4 separate regions of the Homo sapiens genome follow, and all the other regions are linked to region 2. Evidence: read pairs that join two places in POLR2A ChIA-PET (ENCODE). Cell type or tissue: Caco-2. All regions are shown on one strand.

The links. ChIA-PET counts read pairs that join two places held together with the same protein. Peaks named below come from ENCODE experiments on the same cell type or tissue, not always from the same donor. Only the 100,000 strongest peaks of a DNase experiment are listed, where the experiment ranks them.
Region 1: POLR2A ChIA-PET joins it to region 2 with 17 read pairs; 5 of 35 experiments call an interaction of 5 or more read pairs at or near these places.
Region 3: POLR2A ChIA-PET joins it to region 2 with 16 read pairs; 4 of 35 experiments call an interaction of 5 or more read pairs at or near these places.
Region 4: POLR2A ChIA-PET joins it to region 2 with 11 read pairs; 15 of 35 experiments call an interaction of 5 or more read pairs at or near these places.

What each region holds. Positions count from the first base shown.
Region 1 is chr11:64,404,531-64,409,530 of GRCh38, forward strand. No RefSeq gene overlaps it. Among named protein-coding and RNA genes, the nearest start is that of LINC02723, 11 kb to the left of the region's middle. RefSeq lists an enhancer at 2,563-3,194. In Caco-2, no CTCF peak of the experiment used is centred here; DNase peaks (open chromatin) are centred at 870, 2,201 and 2,861.
Region 2 is chr11:64,314,540-64,319,539 of GRCh38, forward strand. It overlaps ESRRA (estrogen related receptor alpha), which reads left to right. Exons shown (of 7, transcript NM_004451.5): 5 at 202-372; 6 at 462-731; 7 at 1,168-2,204. The coding sequence ends at 1,427. TRMT112 (tRNA methyltransferase activator subunit 11-2) reads right to left here and starts at 3,020. Exons shown (of 4, transcript NM_016404.3): 1 at 2,910-3,020; 2 at 2,725-2,826; 3 at 2,519-2,608; 4 at 1,921-2,429. The coding sequence starts at 2,987. The coding sequence ends at 2,322. It overlaps PRDX5 (peroxiredoxin 5), which reads left to right and starts at 3,582. Exons shown (of 6, transcript NM_012094.5): 1 at 3,582-3,847. The coding sequence starts at 3,677. RefSeq lists enhancers at 1,524-2,039, 3,197-3,396 and a silencer at 3,487-3,646. In Caco-2, a CTCF peak has its summit at 2,561; DNase peaks (open chromatin) are centred at 2,572, 3,112 and 3,522; H3K4me3 peaks cover 3,415 bases.
Region 3 is chr11:64,564,357-64,569,356 of GRCh38, forward strand. It overlaps SLC22A11 (solute carrier family 22 member 11), which reads left to right. Exons shown (of 10, transcript NM_018484.4): 5 at 1-72; 6 at 866-981; 7 at 3,243-3,457; 8 at 4,314-4,422. Among named protein-coding and RNA genes, the nearest start is that of SLC22A11, 11 kb to the left of the region's middle. RefSeq lists an enhancer at 458-1,427. In Caco-2, CTCF peaks have their summits at 1,082 and 1,285; DNase peaks (open chromatin) are centred at 1,115 and 2,325; H3K4me3 peaks cover 213 bases.
Region 4 is chr11:64,370,228-64,375,227 of GRCh38, forward strand. RPS6KA4 (ribosomal protein S6 kinase A4) reads left to right here. Exons shown (of 17, transcript NM_003942.3): 15 at 1-157; 16 at 336-499; 17 at 1,056-1,988. The coding sequence ends at 1,253. Among named protein-coding and RNA genes, the nearest start is that of MIR1237, 4.1 kb to the left of the region's middle. RefSeq lists enhancers at 2,751-2,800, 2,752-3,307, 3,308-3,861. In Caco-2, no CTCF peak of the experiment used is centred here; a DNase peak (open chromatin) is centred at 2,874; H3K4me3 peaks cover 1,360 bases.

The DNA.
Region 1 (5,000 bases), 90 kb after region 2:
TAACATCACAGGGTCACCGTGAAATTCAGGGTCCAGCCTGTTCTGTGATTATCTTTCTGGACTCTTCTCACAACTGCCAAGTTTTCTGTAACCACTCCTGGGGTCTCCAGCTCCTTAAAGGAGGCCCCCCCACAATGAGAGCTTCAGGAGGAGGGAGGCTTTTGAGGAGCACCTGTCCTGGAATCTCCCGGGTGGGCCATTCCAGCTGACTCTGGAGGTGTTCTAGTTACCCCTGTTAGATTTCTCATCTCCAAGTCACCTCCCCAATCCAGTGACAATAAAAGAAGGCTTCCTTCTCCTAGTTCCTTCTGCCAGGGCACTTAGGAGGGTGGGATGGCAAAATTTCCCTTGCCCCCATTCCTACCTGCCTCCCCTGACCTCTAAGGGCCCAACTCTTCTCCTAAGGCAATTCCCCTCTTCCTCCAGTTCAGCCAGGATGACTTCCTTAATTTTTCAGTCACTTTCTTCTTCTTCTTTTTTTTTTTTTCTTTTTGAGACAAAGTCTCACTCTGTCGCCCAGGCTGGAGTGCAGTGGCGTGATCTGGGCTCACTGCAACCTCCACCTCCTGGGTTCAAGTGACTCTCGTGCCTCAGCCTCCCGAGTAGCTGGGATTACAGGCGCCTGCCACCACGCCCAGCTAATTTTTGTATTTTTAGTAGAGACAGGGTTTCACCATGTTGGCCAGGCTGGTATCAAACTCCTGACCTCAGGTGATCCTCCCACCTCAGCCTCCCAAAGTGCTGGGATTACAGGTGTGAGCCACCGCGCCGGGCCATTTTTCAGTCACTTTTTCCCAGCTCCTGTTCTGGCTGTAACATTTGTTTTTGAGCCAATTCCATTTCTGCTTGAGTCTGTATGCACAGCTAGTAGCTGGTGACAGCGTCCTGCAGGAATGCATTCACATCTCCTTCTTAGCTTTCGGGTTTACAATAATTACACTAATTTGCCTTTCAGAGACAAAAGAAGATAGCGGTTAAGAGGCAGAGTCCAGAGCCGGACTGCCTAGGTTAAAACTGTGGCCCCTTCCACCAACTAGCTGTGGGACCTTGGGCACATTATTTATTTATTTACTTTTTTTTTGAGACAGGGTTTTGCTCTGTCGCCCAGGCTAGAGTGCAGCAGCATCATCATAGCTCACTGCAGCCTTGACCTCCTGGGCTCAAGTGATTCTCCCACCTCAGCTTCCCAAGTAGCTGGAAATATAGGGGCACACCACCACGGTCAGCTAATTTTTTTTTTTGTAGACTCCCACTGCGGTCAGCTAATTTTTTTTTTTTTTTTTTTTTTTTTGTAGACAAGGAGTCTCAGCATGTTGCCCAGGCTGATCTTGAACTCCTAGGTTCAAGTGACCCTCCTGCCTTGGCCTCCCATAGTGCTGGGATTACAGGTGTGAGCCACCACACCTGGCCTGGGCACATTATTTAAGGTCTTCATGTCTCAGTCTCCTCATCGCAAAATGCATATAATAGATTACCCTATCTCAGAGGCAGGGTGTGAGGATTTGATGGGCTAACCCACAGAACGCTGAGAAATGTCCCCGTCACAAAGCAAGCACCCACTGAGTATTCACTGTGATCATTATTCTTGACTTCACCCCAAGAAGAAGACTCATTCCCCGGAAGGGAGTTGAATCAAATACACATTTAGCTTTTGCAGATTGTATTAAATGTAGCTGGTGGAAAAAGGAGAAAGAATCATTTACATATTGCTGAGCTCCTGTTGGAGGCAGGTCCCTCAATGGGCCTCCTGGAGTGGGCAGGAGAGGCCCCTCTGGGATGCAGCTCCCTAGCATGACCCCAGGGCCAGCGTGTCACAGCTGACTGCCAGTGGAGGATTTGCAGACCACGTTTTCCACATAGTGCAGCCTCAGTGCGAGCCAGCTGCAGCCCTGGAGGGAAGCCCAGCTGTGCCGGACTTCCTGAGAGATGAGGACTCCAAAATAGCATCTTCCAGAGGGATTTTTCGAGGGTCACTGATTCCACGTGATTTTTGCCTCCTGCTTTGGAATCTAACTCTGTGTAATGCCATGTATACAGCAGGGGCCCTGTGGAGTAAGGGGTTAACTCAACAGGCCTGGGCTGCCCAAACCCTGCACATTCCAAAGAGAGGACTGGCCCTTGCCTGGCCCCTGGGAGATAAGCTCTGCGCCCTTGGAATATCCTGCCTAACAGGAGTGTTTTTTTCACCTGGGGCCTTGGGCCACCTGAGACAGTTTATGCCAGCAATGTGATTTATGGCGAATGCCTGTTTTTTTTCGCCTGGGGCCCTGGGCCAGGCTGTATCAGTCTGCCTTAAGCTAGGGCTGGAGATGAAATAGTTAAGGTCAGTCACGTGGGTGCCACATGCCTCTATGACTGACCCCTAATAAGACTTGGGACATTAGGGCTTGGCTGAGCATCTCTGGTTGCAATATTTCGTATGTGTTGTCACACCTCTATGGACTGAATCTCTGTGTCCCCCTAAAATTCTTTTTTTTTTTTTTGAGATGGAGTTTTGCTCTTGTTGCCCAGGCTGGAGTGCAATGGTGCGATCTCAGCTCACCACAACCTCCATCTCTTGGGTTCAAGCGTTTCTCCTGCCTCAGCTTCCCGAGTAGCTGGGATTAACAGGCATGCGCCACCACACCTGGCTAATTTTGTATTTTTAGTAGAGACAGGGTTTCTCCATGTTGGCCATGCTGGTCCCGAACTCCCGACCTCAGGTGATCTGGCTGCCTCGGCCTCCCAAAGTGTTGGGATTACAGGCGTGGGCCACTGCATCTGGCCTGGCATCCTTTTTCTAAAGAGCTCCCCACCTCCATTCTATTAGGCTCAGGGGTCACAAAACCTAGCTCCACCCGGAATTCCTGGCCTCTGGAAGGGCCGGCTCAGGAGAAGGGCCCATGGGCTTCAGGGTAAATCCCGTCCCTGCCAAAGGTCAGAGTTGAACCCTTGGGGCTTTTGCAATTTAAACTCCAGGTTTGCTAAGCTGACTTAGAAATTGAGTGAGGAGGGAAAGCAAATTAATGAGCAAAATTCCGCAGTGGACTCCCAGGGCCTCGCGCCCCACAAAAGACCCACGCACCGAGCTTGGACTGGGTCTCAGCTCAGGGGCCTTCTGCGCTTGTGGAGTGTGAGCTCCTGGACAAGCCTTGACTCATCCTAAGATGAAACCCTTCCCCTGTGTGTGTCTGTGTGTGTGAGTCTATGTGTGGGAGTGTGTGTGTCTGTGTGTGTCTGTCTCTGTGTGTGTGTGAATGTGTGTGTCTCTGTGTCTGTGTGTGTGTGTCTGTGTTCATGTCTGTGTGTGTCTGTGTATATGTCTGTGTGTGTCTGTGTATATGTCTGTGTGTCTGTGTATGTGTGTGTGTGTCTGTGTCTATGTGTGTATGGGTGTGCCTGTGTGCCTGCGTATGTCTGTGTTTCTGTGTGTCTCTGTGTGTGTGTGTGTGTATGTCTGTGTGTGTTTTCCTAAATTCTTTGTTTTTCTGTCACTCCATCTGCTGTGGCACACCCTTCAATATCAGCTGGAATTGCGATAAAAGCCAGTCGCATCCTGCACAGGCTCAAGACCTGTAGGTGGCCAGAAACACTGATCCTTCCTCATAGTCCTCAGAGCCCCAAAAGCCAGTCCTTCCAAGGTTTGTTTTTGTTTTTTGAGATAGGATCTCGTTCAACAGAACAGCCCAGGCTGGAGTGCAGTGGTGGCAAGATCACGGCTCACTGCTGCCTCAACCTCCCAGCCTCAAGTGAGCCTCCCTCCTCAGCCTCCAAATAGCTAGGTGCACACCACCACACCAGGCTAATTTAAAAATTTTTTTGTAGAGTTAGGGTCTTGCCATGTTGCCCAGGCTGGTCTCGAACTCCTGGGCTGAAGTGATTCTCCCACCATGGCCTCCCAAAGTGTTGGGATTACAGGTGTGAGCCACCTCGCCTGGCCCCGATCTCTCCATATAAGGACACTCACCCCATCATGAGGGCTCTTCCAAGAGCTCCTAAAGGGCGTCTTGGTCATTGAATGAGAGTTACAGATAAAGATTCTTTGCTCGGCCAAACTTTAGTCAGGCTTCTGAATCTTCTGCTAGGCCCATCTGTGCACTTCCTTGTAAAATGCAGTTCTAGGCCAGGCGCGGTGGCTCACGCCTGTAATCCCAGCACTCTAAGAGGCTGAGGTGGGCGGATCACTTGAGGTCAGAAGTTCGAGACCAGCTTGCAACATGGTGAAACCCTGTCTCCACCAAAAAAATACAAAAGTTGGCTGGGCGTGGTGGTGCATGCCTGTAATCCCAGCTACTTGGGAGGCTGAGGCAGGAGAATCACTTGAACCCGGGAGATGGAGGTTGCAGTGAGCTGAGATCATGCCCCTGCACTTCAGCCTGGGCCACAGAGTGAGATTCCGTCTCAAAAAAAAAAAAAAAAAAATCCAGTTTTAGCGAAAGAACCCTGGCCTGTGTCAGCAAGAATCCTGTTAGGTCGGGTTAAGCAGAATCTCCCCTACCCCTTGGTAATTTTCCATCCACTGACCCCCACACTCCTTGGCCATAAATTCCTACTTGCCTGTGCTATATTCAGAGTGGAGCCTAATCTCTCTCCCCTACCGCAAGATCTTATTGTGGGGGTCCCTGTATCAATCTCCACGGTCCTGGATAAAGTTGGCTCGGCCATGCTTTACCAATGTCATGGAATAATTGTTTCTTTAACATTCACCAAGGCCTTCTTGGTCATTGCACCGACAGCTGGAGATCCGAGGTGTTGATCACTCAGCATCGCCTCCTCCACGGTCACCTGAGAACAGATTCCAGGACCCAGGGGAGGGTTGCGGCTAATGAGCAGAAGCTCGATGTCAGACTTCTGGATCATCGGACCCAGGGTCTCTGCCGGCCACTCTGAATTAAGCGCTCCTGTTCACAGGCAGATGGTGCAGACCGTGCCCCTGGGGCTCAGGCAGGTCCAGAGAGAGGAGAGAGCAGAGAGCAGGCCCCGGCCTTTTCTTGTAGTACTCTTGCCCCTCCGCCCCTCCG
Region 2 (5,000 bases):
GGGACGATTTTCCAACACTCACAGCCTGTCCACAAACACACGGGCTTTCCCTGGGAGACAGTTAGCGCTCTTCCCTGGAGGGAAGTCACTGGACAGCTGCTACTGAGGAAGGCCACAGGGGGAGCCACTGTGGGAAGATGCTTGACCCCTGAGGCCTGACAGATTCGAGTGCTCCTGACTCTTGTCCTCTAATTGTCACAGCAGCCCCAGTGAATGCACTGGTGTCTCATCTGCTGGTGGTTGAGCCTGAGAAGCTCTATGCCATGCCTGACCCCGCAGGCCCTGATGGGCACCTCCCAGCCGTGGCTACCCTCTGTGACCTCTTTGACCGAGAGATTGTGGTCACCATCAGCTGGGCCAAGAGCATCCCAGGTAAAGGGCCCAGGTGACCCGGGGCTGCCCTGAACGGGCCCGGCTCTGGTGCGCTTGCTCAGCCAGGCCCGCTCCCCGCTGCCCCCTAGGCTTCTCATCGCTGTCGCTGTCTGACCAGATGTCAGTACTGCAGAGCGTGTGGATGGAGGTGCTGGTGCTGGGTGTGGCCCAGCGCTCACTGCCACTGCAGGATGAGCTGGCCTTCGCTGAGGACTTAGTCCTGGATGAAGAGGGGGCACGGGCAGCTGGCCTGGGGGAACTGGGGGCTGCCCTGCTGCAACTAGTGCGGCGGCTGCAGGCCCTGCGGCTGGAGCGAGAGGAGTATGTTCTACTAAAGGCCTTGGCCCTTGCCAATTCAGGTGAGTCTGGGGCAGGCACTGACAGGTGAGGTGTCTCCGTAAGGTCTTCAGGTTAACTCAGTGACGGTAGCACAGCCCCATTTTGCAGATAACGAAAACTGAGGCTTAGGGAAGAACAATGACTTGCTAGAAGTCAAAAAGCAAGCCAAGTGCAGGCTCCAAACTGCACACAGGATTTTGAGCCCTAGTGCCACACTAATGCAGAAAGGTCATTTAGTGGGAGGGAAGGTGGGGAGGGTACAAGGTGGCCACAGTTGAGGGAGAGAGGGTGGGGTCCTGGCCCACGAGCCGCAGCAATGAGTGGTGCCTCTCAGTCAGCCAATCAACAAATCCTCGTTTGGCTCTTCCTTAGGCCCCATCCAGCAGTGCTCAAGATACGGGGAGTGCCCTTGCCAGAGATAGCCCAGGCCAACACCACATTCCTCTCTTCTTGCAGACTCTGTGCACATCGAAGATGCCGAGGCTGTGGAGCAGCTGCGAGAAGCTCTGCACGAGGCCCTGCTGGAGTATGAAGCCGGCCGGGCTGGCCCCGGAGGGGGTGCTGAGCGGCGGCGGGCGGGCAGGCTGCTGCTCACGCTACCGCTCCTCCGCCAGACAGCGGGCAAAGTGCTGGCCCATTTCTATGGGGTGAAGCTGGAGGGCAAGGTGCCCATGCACAAGCTGTTCTTGGAGATGCTCGAGGCCATGATGGACTGAGGCAAGGGGTGGGACTGGTGGGGGTTCTGGCAGGACCTGCCTAGCATGGGGTCAGCCCCAAGGGCTGGGGCGGAGCTGGGGTCTGGGCAGTGCCACAGCCTGCTGGCAGGGCCAGGGCAATGCCATCAGCCCCTGGGAACAGGCCCCACGCCCTCTCCTCCCCCTCCTAGGGGGTGTCAGAAGCTGGGAACGTGTGTCCAGGCTCTGGGCACAGTGCTGCCCCTTGCAAGCCATAACGTGCCCCCAGAGTGTAGGGGGCCTTGCGGAAGCCATAGGGGGCTGCACGGGATGCGTGGGAGGCAGAAACCTATCTCAGGGAGGGAAGGGGATGGAGGCCAGAGTCTCCCAGTGGGTGATGCTTTTGCTGCTGCTTAATCCTACCCCCTCTTCAAAGCAGAGTGGGACTTGGAGAGCAAAGGCCCATGCCCCCTTCGCTCCTCCTCTCATCATTTGCATTGGGCATTAGTGTCCCCCCTTGAAGCAATAACTCCAAGCAGACTCCAGCCCCTGGACCCCTGGGGTGGCCAGGGCTTCCCCATCAGCTCCCAACGAGCCTCCTCAGGGGGTAGGAGAGCACTGCCTCTATGCCCTGCAGAGCAATAACACTATATTTATTTTTGGGTTTGGCCAGGGAGGCGCAGGGACATGGGGCAAGCCAGGGCCCAGAGCCCTTGGCTGTACAGAGACTCTATTTTAATGTATATTTGCTGCAAAGAGAAACCGCTTTTGGTTTTAAACCTTTAATGAGAAAAAAATATATAATACCGAGCTCAAAAACACTGTGTTTGGTGTCATTGGGTCAAGGGTTGGGGATACACACGGCAGAATTCGGAAACAGGGTATAGATCAACAAAAATACACAGTCATAACAAGAAAAACTGGCGCCTGGCACAATCAACTCTCAGTTTCCTCTTCACTCAGCAGCATGTTGGGGATCCCGCGGCTGATGGGGAACATACGTCCAGATTCCGGGCACTGCAGGGTGCCCTCTATCACTTCCACCTGCGGGCAGGGAGGGACAGAGCTGAGCACTGGCAGCCTCAGTGCGGGAGGCAGGTGGCCCGGGAAGCAAGTGATGGGCCGCTTCTCACCTCCAGCAGCAGGTGGTGCATGGTCCTCAGAAACTCCTCATTCTCCTCATATCCCTCAACCGGCCCTTTCGGCACCTGGATCAGACGCAACTGTGGGCAAGAGGCCAAAATTATCTCCGGGCATCCCGAACTCCCGCCTCAGCCCGGCTGAGGTGTGCCCGCCCCGCATTCCCCGGGATATGCTGGGGCGGGGTAAGGATCCTCACGTTATCGGCCGCCTCCAGGAACGCCGACCACTCCACTTTAGGTATCATACGCGCCACGAAGTTGGGGTTGAATTCCACAGGGCAGATACGGACCTCGGTGGCCTGCAGGGCGGAGGAGTTTAGGCAAGCACTGGACCCCGGCCCACCATCCCGCCCGAAAAGGGAAGACTGCCGCCGGCGGGTACCTGGAGGCGCAGGGGGAAGCCACGGGACCCCACCCCCCGCACATGCGAGCTCAGCAGATTGTGGGTAAGCAGTTTCATGTCGCCGCACAAACTCTCGCCAGGCCGGAACCGGAAAAAGGTCGTCCTCCGCTGCCTCACTTCCGGGGATGCTCCTCTCGATGCTATTGGATAGCCAGGAGAACCGGAAGTGGCGAACTTGCTGGAACTTCTCGTGTTTGTGGGAGCTGAGGTAGGTAGGTGAAAGACCTGTCGGGTCACGCGCCGCTACCGGAAGCGTCTCAGCAGGAGGTTCCTACGGCGCACGCCCAGCTTTTTTTTGCCACAAATTCTTCGTAAGATGCAAATCATATGCAAAATAGCTGCAATGCAGGAGCTCTCGTTGAATGCAAAATAAACACATTTTACTCCTACACAGGCGCCTAACACCGTCGTCCTCTGTATCCCACTTTCGGTTAAGGGGCAGAAATACCGCCCTATCTGTAAATTAGGCCCATGGAAGCCGAGCCGCACCTCATTCCTATATGCAAATTAGCTGCTCCAGTGCCGAAAGCTCCGCCCCATTTGTAGTTGCGTCGGCTGTCCAGCACCCAGTGCAAACGAGGCGTGGGTCCCGGAAGCTCTGTTCTGCGGGTGGCCGCTCGCGCCTGCGCAGTGGAGGCGGCCCAGGCCCGCCTTCCGCAGGGTGTCGCCGCTGTGCCGCTAGCGGTGCCCCGCCTGCTGCGGTGGCACCAGCCAGGAGGCGGAGTGGAAGTGGCCGTGGGGCGGGTATGGGACTAGCTGGCGTGTGCGCCCTGAGACGCTCAGCGGGCTATATACTCGTCGGTGGGGCCGGCGGTCAGTCTGCGGCAGCGGCAGCAAGACGGTACAGTGAAGGAGAGTGGGCGTCTGGCGGGGTCCGCAGTTTCAGCAGAGCCGCTGCAGCCATGGCCCCAATCAAGGTGACCGCTGGCCCGGCCGGGCCTGACATCCCCCACTACCCCCATGGCAATCCCCGTCCCGCTAGTCTGAGAGTATCGCTTTATTTCCTGCCTGCCAGACCCCTCCCCTCCGCCCGCCCGGCTCATCCCTTCAGAAGGCCCTCGTGGCTGCCCACCTTTCTCGCCAATCGTGGGGGCCTCACCTCCCGGGACAGTCCCGAGGCATTGTGTTTTTTGTTTTTTGTTTTTTTTTGAGACGGAGTCTTTCTGTGTCGCCCAGGCTGGAGTGCAGTGACGCAATCTCTGCTCACTGCAGCCTCCGCCTCCCGGGTTCAAGCGATTCTACTGCCTCAGCCTCCTGAGTAGCTGGGACTACAGATGCGAGCCACCACGCCCAGCTATTGTATTTTTAGTAGAGACGGGATTTCACCCCGTTGTTCAGATTGGTCTCGAACTCCTGACCTCAGGTGAACCCCCCCCGCCCCCCCCCGCCTCGGCTTCCCGAAGTGCTAGGATTACAGGTGTGAGACACCACTCCCGGCCTGATTTCCCCTATCTTCTGAAACAGCTGTCCCTTAGCGCCCCCGCGGGGGCTTACCCCATCCCACTCCATGACCTCCCCTCCCCCCATGGCGAATTCCCACCTTTCTGTCTTTCACTCACTTCCTGGAACCGTCCCCAGGGCCTTGGACCTTCCCCCTTCTCCTCCCAAACCTTGTGAGACCCCATTCCCTTTCTACTTCATCCTGCTCTCAACCTTTGGGCTCCTCAGAGGCCCTCACCTCTGACTCTCTCTCCCTACCCACTCTGGTCCCATGAAGCCCTCAAGTACTCTGGGGATGGATCCTTCCCCCTTCAAAAGATTCCTTCTTTTGTTCTACACCTCCTGGGTGTAGGGGCCTGGACACCCTCCCCCAACGTTCCACCTGCCGCTGCCCTTCCTCTTCCTCCTCCTGAGGGTGGGACCCTCAGACCTGGCCAAGATCCTCTCCCTCCATGTTGTCAGGGACTCCTCCTCACCCCCAAATACAGCCCTCTAGCCCCTGTCCATTTTATTCCACTCCTTTCCTGTAACCTAGACAGCATGTTATGCAACCCTTTGCGACACATGGGGAAACCTTCCCTCCCTTTCTCTGTTGTCACCAATGGCCCCTTAAGAGGAGCAGGGCCACCT
Region 3 (5,000 bases), 250 kb after region 2:
CAAGCACTTCAGGAGCTCAGAAAGGTGGCCAGGATAAATGGCCACAAGGAGGCCAAGAACCTGACCATAGAGGTGAGATGCTGCTGTCTGCGAGACTTGACCTGGGACAGGACGTGCACTGAGGGATCATCCGTGTGGCCTCCAACAGCACCACCCACTCCAGCACCACCTCCACCAGCACCACCACCAGCATCTCCACAGACACCACCAACACCTCCATCACCACCTCCACACAGACACCACCACCACCACCACCAATCCCGATACCATCACCAACAGCACCACCACTGTCCACACCCACCATCACCTTCACTGCCATCACTCCATCACCACCAGCACCACCAATACCATCACTAACCCCACAGCCACCATCTCTGCAAAACATCTCCACCACCTTCACCACCATCGTCACCATCGGTAACAGCACCATCATTATCAACAGCACCCACACCGTCACCTCCATCACCCACCACCTCCACCTGCATGTAGCACGCACCCACCTCATGGGGGTTCTCGATGTGTCTGGGGAAACAGAATGTGTTTATTTGAAGGTAGCTGCTTTCAGGAAACAGGCGCTGCCAGAGATTAGAGTGAAGATGGGGTCGGAGGATAAGGGAAGGCTTCCAGAAGGAGGCAAGCTAGAGCTGAGAGGACCAGGGCTGAGTCAAACCTGCAGAAGAGCCAGGGCCTGGAGAGAACCTTTTCTGCCCCATCCCCTCCCCTTCCCCTAGGGATCCAGCTTCCAGAGGCCGAGGCCCAGGACAGGCTCCCCGTCACTCTGGCCACTTGGACACTGTTCTCTGGCACAGGGGGTGGGGCAGGGCCATTGCCCTACCATTCACGGTGCCCCCATTCTCCCCGGAAGGTGCTGATGTCCAGCGTGAAGGAGGAGGTGGCCTCTGCAAAGGAGCCGCGGTCGGTGCTGGACCTGTTCTGCGTGCCCGTGCTCCGCTGGAGGAGCTGCGCCATGCTGGTGGTGAAGTACGCCGTCCTGGTGTCCCTCCCCAAGGCAGGGCTGGGACAGGCAGGAGGCAGAGCTGGGACAGGCAGGAGGCAGAGCGTCCAGGGGAAACAGCACCCGCAGGCCTCAAGGGGGTGCATTTCTGTCTGGGACAGGACGCAGACAGCCCCAGCAGGCAGGAGTCCTGGCAGGCAGCAGAGAGGGACTATGCACAGGTGGGATCTGGAGGCTGCCATCTGCAGGAAGCCAGAGGAAAAGGCAGCTCTAGGCTGGGGGTCCCAGGGTCCCAGGGAGGTCCCAAGACAGAGGCAGAGCCAGGGTCCCTAGAGCCAGGGGACCAGCCACGGCCGAGGAGTACCACTGTGTGTCATCGTTAGAGACTTACCACTTTCCTAGAGACCATGGCCATGCTCCTAGAGGGTGAACCTGCATTCGCTGACCCCTCCATGCAACCCCACTTCACTGATGGGGAAAGAGGATCCCAGAGGGGTAAGGAACAAGCCCAAAATAATAGAGCCTGCATTGGAACCGGGCTGAGCTAACACTTGGCTTACCGGCACTGTCACTGCCAGGGCCCGCGCGACCAGACCCTGGCCCTCCCCGGGACCCAAGGTCATCTGGGCCCAGGAAAAGGCCCTTAAAACAAATTCAGTTCCGGTGACATCCAAAAGAGCATATTAAAAAGCAAGGACCAGTCAGGCGCGGTGGCTCAAGCCTGTAATCCCTCACTTTGGGAGGCTGAGGCAGGAGGATCGCTTGAGCCCAGGAGTTCAAGACCAGCCTGGGTAACATAGTAAGACCCTCTCATCGCTACTAAAAATCAAAAAATGAGGCAGGAGGATCACTGGAGCCCAGGAGATAGAGGCTGCACTGAGCTGAGATTGTGCTACTGCACTCCAGCCTGGGCGACAGGGCAAGATTCCGTCAAAGGAAAAAAAAAAAAACCTAAGGACCTGGTTTGATTGGGACTTTTATCTTGAAATAAAACTGAAGTTTAGGAAAACGTTTCTTTTATGCTATATTTAACCACATATGGGTTATGATGGCAAATACTTGCTACATCTTAGAACAAAGATAGATCAAATGCCTTTTTTAAAAAACTTCAATTTTTTTCTGATAAATCAGAAGGAGTGCTCTCACTGCAAACACCCGGGACCAGTTTTTTTTTTTAAAAAAAAAAAAAACCTTCCAGGATTCCTCAGTTCTCCCAGGGGCCGGCTCTGCAACCTTTGTTATTCAAATCAGAGGCTTTGAAGCTGGTGACCTTGTGGGTTTTCCTGTCTTGTTAACCCAGTTGTTATCTGTCCAAGGCTCCAGTGTCGGCCGCTTTGAGCACCAGCCCAGTGACTCTCACGTCACTCACATAAACTTCATGAAACACCGCGGCTTGTGCGATTTTACTCTGATGTTGTTGGGCTGGTGTTGTCCGATGTTTATTGGGTGATGCAATCAGGTGACGCCTAAGGGGAGGGCTGGGAGGAGCATCTGGGTTAAGCAGGGAGAGCACAGATTTTAAACGTGGCCGAGAAGAATTTTACCTTGCAGCCAGTTGTGGATCCAAATCCCATCTCCAAACCATGAGAATTTAAATACCGTAAATTCAGCTACTCGTGAGCCAGTGGGGTGGGGGAGTGGGCAGAAAGCAGACCCTGAGATGGAGAAGGGAAGGCAAGGGGAGATGCAGCCACAGCCTGGGCCCAGCCCAGCCCCTGGGAGCGTGGGAGCTGGGGCCTTTCTGGGTGGTCCCTCTGCCCCATGAACCAGTCACAGGCTGCTCTCCCCAGAGAAGGGGCAGCACTCCCAGGGGCTGGGGGACAGGCTCTCCATCCTGAATGTGGTCTGGGCAATGCAGCCCAGGGTCTCCCGAGAGGCCCTGTCCTGCCATGATTCCCATCTTCCAAGAGAAAGGCACAGTGTGACTGGTTATCAGAATCAAAGCCAGAGAGGGCTAGTCCGGAAGTGAGGGGCAGCTCAGAGGCCCCCGAGGGCAGACTTGGTCCCAGCCAGAGAGGCAACGCCCCAGCGCATCGCTGCCCCTGACACAAAGCCTGTGTGTGAAGGGATGGTGGAGCCACCCTGCCTGCCCTTTCCTGGAAGAGCCTGACGCTGGGGTTGTGTCCTGAGTTTGGCAGGCTTCTGGGATCGCTGGCCGAGACAAGCCCAGGATTGTCCTCCGGGGTTGGCCATGTCCTCCCAGGCAGCTCCTGGTGGGAGGTGCTGTTGCTGTTGGGGTGCCCTCTCCCCGGCAGGGCAGGGACCTGACTTCCAGCCTTGCCCGCAGTTTCTCTCTATTGATCTCCTACTATGGGCTGGTCTTCGACCTGCAGAGCCTGGGCCGTGACATCTTCCTCCTCCAGGCCCTCTTCGGGGCCGTGGACTTCCTGGGCCGGGCCACCACTGCCCTCTTGCTCAGTTTCCTTGGCCGCCGCACCATCCAGGCGGGTTCCCAGGCCATGGCCGGCCTCGCCATTCTAGCCAACATGCTGGTGCCGCAAGGTGAGGCAGGCGGACTGGGCGGTGGGACCGGGCCCTGCTTCCCCGCCCACCCCACTGCTCTGAGCGTGGGGCCACATCCCCTCCCTGGCCCCAGGAGCTGCCTCCCTGTTTTCTTTCTGAATGAGGGAGGCTATGAGGACCTGGAATCCCTCTCTGTGTCTCCTTTTATTGCTGAGGGTGGGAGACTGGGGGAAAGGGACAGGGCGGCACGTCGTGCGGTGGCGGCAGAGCCGGGAGGAAGGCAGGAGGCTGCCTTGCGGCTGGCAGAAGGCCTGAGCGGGGACGGAGGCGGCCGGGGCCCTGCAGGCTGCAGCGAGAGCCCAAGCTCTGAGCGCGAGCAGCTGCGAGGAAACTGACAACGGCGAGCACCTCCCAGCAGTTCAGGCACCTCCACGGAGCAACGCGTTGGGGAGGCCAGGCCTGCGGCCAAAAGGGGGCCCGGACCTCCGCCTCCAGGCCAGGGCTTCTGCCATCCCCACACAGGCAGGCTGGCGGGCAGCAGGAAGGCTGCTGTGGACCGGGCCCGGCGCTCTCTCCGTCATAGCAAGAGGCATCTCGGGACCCTAGGAGCCGCGGTGGGGGGCATTCTTTCAGTGCAGCCTCCACGGCCGGCCAGGCTCAGCTACCCTAGACCTGGCTGGGTTTCTGCCTGTGCCCCTCGGGCCCCTGCCGCGATATCGCATCCTATGCTCTGTCCCCCAACCCCAGCCCTGGGCAGCCCCGCACCAAGCCAGCAGGGCCGGGGACTTGTAGGGAGCCCAGGGTCCCCTCTGCTCCAGGCTGGCTGGCCGCACACTGACTAGCCCCTGGGTACCCTCCAGGGCAAACCCCACTCTCACCCCCTTCCTGTACCCAGATTTGCAGACCCTGCGTGTGGTCTTTGCTGTGCTGGGAAAGGGATGTTTTGGGATAAGCCTAACCTGCCTCACCATCTACAAGGCTGAACTCTTTCCAACGCCAGTGCGGTAAGCTGGGCTGCAGGCCATGCCCCAGGGCCAGCAGGGCCGTCCTGAGAGGGCGGTGGGAAGGGAAAGAAGGGTCTGGCAGCCAGGGAAATGCAGCCAGGGCCGCTCAGGGTCCCCCCCAGGACAGCTCTTCCCCTTGAGAGTCTCGACCCAGACAGAAGCAGTACAGTAGAGCCCTGGGGACATCTGGGCCTGTGTTTTCACACCATTTTGAGCCACAGAGTCATCTGTCCAGATGGAATCTTATAAGAATCCTGATTAGGAGACCAAGAGCTGCCCTGGTAGCAGTGGGGACCCTCAACTCACTTCCCACCACTCCTTCCCTGCCCCAAGAGAGCCCCAAGTCACCTCCTTGGAGCCCAAGGGCATCATAAAACACAAATGGAAAACCAGTGGTCTAGAGTCTAGGCCACCCCCACATTTGATATTTGGGTAAACTGAGGCTCGGGGTGAAGGACTGGCTCAGCAGAAGGGTAGGACTGGACTCCAGCTCTCCAGACTTTTAGCCCAATGTTCTTTCCACCACTCACTCATTTCTCCATATTTTAATTTGTTGTTTGGACAAGCATTTATTGATT
Region 4 (5,000 bases), 56 kb after region 2:
ATGATGCTGTCGGGGCAGGTCCCCTTCCAGGGGGCCTCTGGCCAGGGCGGGCAGAGCCAGGCGGCCGAGATCATGTGCAAAATCCGCGAGGGGCGCTTCTCCCTTGACGGGGAGGCCTGGCAGGGTGTATCCGAGGAAGCCAAGGAGCTGGTCCGAGGTGCGGAGCTGGAGGTCATAGACCATGGTTGGGGAGGGGGACGCTGGGACAGGGATGGTCACTGGGCCAGGTGTCCTGGTTGGGGATGGGTAGGGGAGGAGAGTGGGGCTGTTACGATCTCTTTGGGGCTCAGCCTTTACGCCAGGCTCCTCCCCACACTTCCTTGCCCCGCCTCCAGGGCTCCTGACCGTGGACCCCGCCAAGCGGCTGAAGCTCGAGGGACTGCGGGGCAGCTCGTGGCTGCAGGACGGCAGCGCGCGCTCCTCGCCCCCGCTCCGGACGCCCGACGTGCTCGAGTCCTCTGGGCCCGCAGTGCGCTCGGGTCTCAACGCCACCTTCATGGTAAGGGGCAGGGTCTGTTGAAGGGAAGGGGTGGGCGAAGCCTCGAGAGGTGGGGTCTGGGGAGGCCCGGCCATCGGAGCACAGAAAGGCGAGGTGAGGCCGGGCGCGGTGGCTCACGCCTGTAATCCCAGCGCTTTGGGAGGCCGAGGCGGGCGGATCACGAGGTCAGGGGTTCGAGACCAGCCTGAACAACATGGTGAAACCCCGTCTCTTCTAAAAAGAGAAAAATTAGCCGGGTGTGGTGGCGCGCGCCTGTAATCCCAGCTACTCAGGAGGCTGAGGCAGGAGAATCTCTTGAACCCAGGAGGCGGAGGTTGCAGTGAGCTGAGATTGCACCACTGCACTCCAGCCTGGGCGACAGAGGGAGACTCCGTCAAAAAAAAAAAAAAAAAAAAAAAAAGGGAGGTGAACCGAATCCGGTGGTCGGTCTGGAGGCCAAGGCCCTGTCGGCCTTGACCTAGGCGGCTGGAGGCAAGGTCTGGGAATGGAGGTCAAACTAGATCTGGAAGCCGGGGTCAGGCGGGGGTGGGGGCACTCACCCTTTCCTTTCTGCCAGGCATTCAACCGGGGCAAGCGGGAGGGCTTCTTCCTGAAGAGCGTGGAGAATGCACCCCTGGCCAAGCGGCGGAAGCAGAAGCTGCGGAGCGCCACCGCCTCCCGCCGGGGCTCCCCTGCACCAGCCAACCCGGGCCGAGCCCCCGTCGCCTCCAAAGGGGCCCCCCGCCGAGCCAACGGCCCCCTGCCCCCCTCCTAATCCCCACCACTGTGACCCCCTTCCCTCATAGGGGCTGTGACCTGGGAGCCCGGCTCACTCCCGGAGGCCTCTGCCTGCGGCTGACCTGATCCCCAAGGGACTGTCCTTTCCTCTCCTACCCCACCCCACTCCCAGACAGAGCAGAAGTATTTTTATAAGCAGAGAATTTTTTATGTCTTACCAGATAGAGTTGCAGGGAAGGGGGGGCCTGCTGGGGAGTGGGGTTTGGGGGGCCCTCTCCCAGGACACTGCCTCTTCTGGGCAGAAGGCCCCTCCAGGGGGACTGCTCCAACAGGAAAGAGCCCCTCCCCCACTTCTAAGCACTGAGTTAGGAGTGCTAACTCCTAAACTGGGACCCCCTACCCTGTTCTCCCCTGAGGCCCCGTTCCTGGGAGGGGCACCCCTCAACTGTCACTTTATGGACTGTCTGTGCAATTACGTCCACCAAAGACCCGTGTTGGGGGTACTGAAGGAGAGGCCCTGGGGGACCCTCTGAAGCATTTCTGCCTCACTTTATGTCATCTGCTTCTCCCCTGTTGGGGCTAAGGAAGGAGATAGGTGGCTCCTAAAAGAGGAGGCCATCTTCTCACCCACCCCTTCCTCTTTGGCACAGCTACTCCTGGCTGGGGGTGGGGCCTTGGGGGTCTGGGCTGGGCATCCATGGTCACTGCCTCAGCCCAGCCAGGCTGTGCCTTTGACTTTAAAATAAAAGTCCACCCAGTGCTGTGTGTGGCATCTGCGTGTCCTCGTTCGTGTTGTGGGTGTCTAGAGCAGAGATTCTGGGCAGACAGGCTGCTAGCCCGTGGAGTTTGGAACCTCAGTGGGGAGGGACAGGCAGACTCTTCTGGGCAAGAAGATATTCTTTGTTCCTTGACTTTTGCTATGAGCAGGAGGGCGCAACTCTCATCCTGGGTGTATATCCGGACAGCTCTGCTGGGTATCATTTAGGATATTCTTGGTTGTAAATACAGCTGCTGCTTGACTTAGGGTGGACCTACATCCCGATAAACCCAACCTGAATAGAAAATGCTGAAAGCCGAAAATACATTTAATGTCTGCAACACAGCAGACGGTGCCTGACTTAGGATTGTTTGATTTACCGGCTTTCAGCTTTACCATGGTGCCAAAGCGATAGGCTTTCAGTAGAAAACATAAATAAATGGTAAGGAGCTTCCTGACTTACGATGGGATTACCCATCGTAGGTCGGAAAATTCGTGTCAAGCATAAGTCAGTCGGGGACTGTCTGTAAGAGAAAACCCAACCCAAACTTGCTTAAGCAAAACACAGGGTTTTGGGGGGCTCTTGGAACTATGCAGCTTCTCGATAGCTTCAGGCAAGACCTAATCCAGACTGAAGCACATGATCAGGACTCAGCTGCCGAGTCTGCCGAGTCTGCCGAGCTTTTTATTGTTTTCTTGGCGGTGGTCCAGTCTGGAGGACTCTCCTTATGGACCCAAGACGGGTGCCAGGCGCTCCAGGGACTCCAGATGGAAATATGGAGATGGAAATGGTTTCACGGTTCCCAAGGGAAGTCCTGAGATGTGCTCTGACTGGAGCCACTGAGGTCATGTGCCCACACTGAACCAATCACTGTGGCCAGGGAGGCAGTGTGCTGATTGGCTTAGGTCTGGACCATGGCCTCCCCTCTGGAGGCTCATTGGGTGGAGAGTAGGGGAGGGGTGGGCCCTTGACGGAGGTTACTTGAACCCGGCTGGGTGGTCAGTGAAGGTGGGAGTGAGTGGATCAGCCCCATTCATTAGGGCCCTCACTGGGATCAGAGCTTGGTTCCCCTCAGGGAGTGTCTGAGACTCCTCCCTGTGTGATCCCTGCGGGGTGTGTGTGTGTGTGGCCATAGGGCGGTTGTGGCCTGAGCACTTTTGCCAGCACCGCAGGTAGGTTCTTTTGTCCACACATGGGGATGTCCTGACAGCTCCCGCCCCAGGGTCTGCCTGAACCCCACCCTGGGCCGCCTCCCCATCGTTTCTCTCCCTGTGGCTACCCTGTGAGACCATCTCATGTGGACCTTCCCCTCCTGTCCCCGGGAGGCCTGGGGATCTGGGCTGGGACCCAGAGGTGCCCAGGTGAGGCGAATCAGGCAGTCCTTGTGGGCAGGTGGGGCTCCGGGGGAGTGGAAAGGGTATGCGGGCGCCAGCTGTGTCCCATCCTGGTGGTCTGAAAGAACAGGAAGGGGCCCAGGACAAGGGGCCCTCAGGAGAAGGGAAGAAATTCTGAGGCTCTAATTCTGACTCCTGTGTTACCAGCTGTGTGACTTTAGCAAGTCACCTAACAGCCCCAACCTCCCCTATTTGTCGAAAAGAGGAACTAGAGAATTAACAGATTTAAGAGTATGGTCACTCAGTCACCAGGAATTTATTGAGATTTACTGACCTTTTCCAATGTGTAGGGACCCTCCTGAGCACTCTAGGCGGGAATCTCATTGAAGGAGATGAAAGGGTCCCATTTCATCAGATACTCACAAGCACTGAGTATTACCATTTCAAAACCTTTTCTAATTGAGTGGATGCAAAATAGTCTCTCATCTTCAATTTCTTCACCTCTCATTCCATGTAACTCACAGCCACCCTATGAAAGAGGTATCCTTAGCCTCATTTCTTCCTATTAATTAATTAATTTAACTTTTATTTTAAAAAGAGATTTTTTTTTTTTTGAGACGGAGTCTGGCTCTGTTGTCCAAGGCTGGAGTGCAGGGGTGCGATCTCAGCTCACTGCAACCTCTGCCTCCTGGGTTCCAGTGATTCTCCTGCCTCAGCCTCCCGAGTAGCTGGGATTACAGGCGCCTGCCACCACACCCGGCTAATTTTGTATTTTTAGTAGAGAAGAGGTTTCACCATGTTGGGCAGGCTGGTCTCGAACTCCTGACCTCAGGTGATCCGCCCGCCTCGGCCTCCCAAAGTGCTGGGATTACAGGTGTGAGCCGCTGCACCTGGCCTAATTTAGCTTTTAGAGATGGGGTCTTGCTCTGTTGCCCAGGCTGGAGTGCAGTGGTGCCATCGTAGCTCACTGCAGCCTCAAACTCTTGGGCTCAAGCGATCCTTCTGCTTCAGCCTCCGGAGTACTTAGCCTCATTTCAGGGGTGAAGAAACGGTTCAGAGGATGCAGTAACCCAGAGAAGGGAGGATGCTGGGTGGAAAGAGCAGGGACTTAGAGGAATGAGCCAGCCTTGGTTTGAATCCTGCCTCTTCTCTGTGTGGTCAAGGAGCCTGCGGGTGGGAGATAGATGTGATTGAGCTGCAGGCTGGCCAGGGTGTAAAGCGGCAGAGTGGAAGGGGACACGGTGGGCACAGGCAGGGAAGTAGGGAGGCCAGAGGCCAATGCTCAAGGTCTTAGGTCTGGCCCCCTGCTTCTATACCTTGACTTTGGCTGCTGACTAGCCTTACCTAACATGGAGGCTGGCTCTTCCAGGGGAGCCAGGAGAGGTCACCCTCCTACACTGGGCTTCTGTTTCCACTCTTCAAATGTCCTCAGTGAACAGGCTTGGGCTTCCTGCTCTGATAAAATGTTGGCGCCCCAAGAGGGTCCGACAGCCCTGTAAACCTCTGGCTCCCTCCAAGTCGCTGTTAACTTTTTTTTTTTTTTTTTGGAGACGGAGTTTTGCTCTGGTTGCCCAGGCTGGAGTGTAGTGGTGTGATCTTAGCTCACCGCAACCTCTGCCTCCTGGGTTGAATCAATTCTCCTGCCTCAGCCTCTCGAGTAGCTGGGATTACAGGCATGCGTCTCCATGCCCG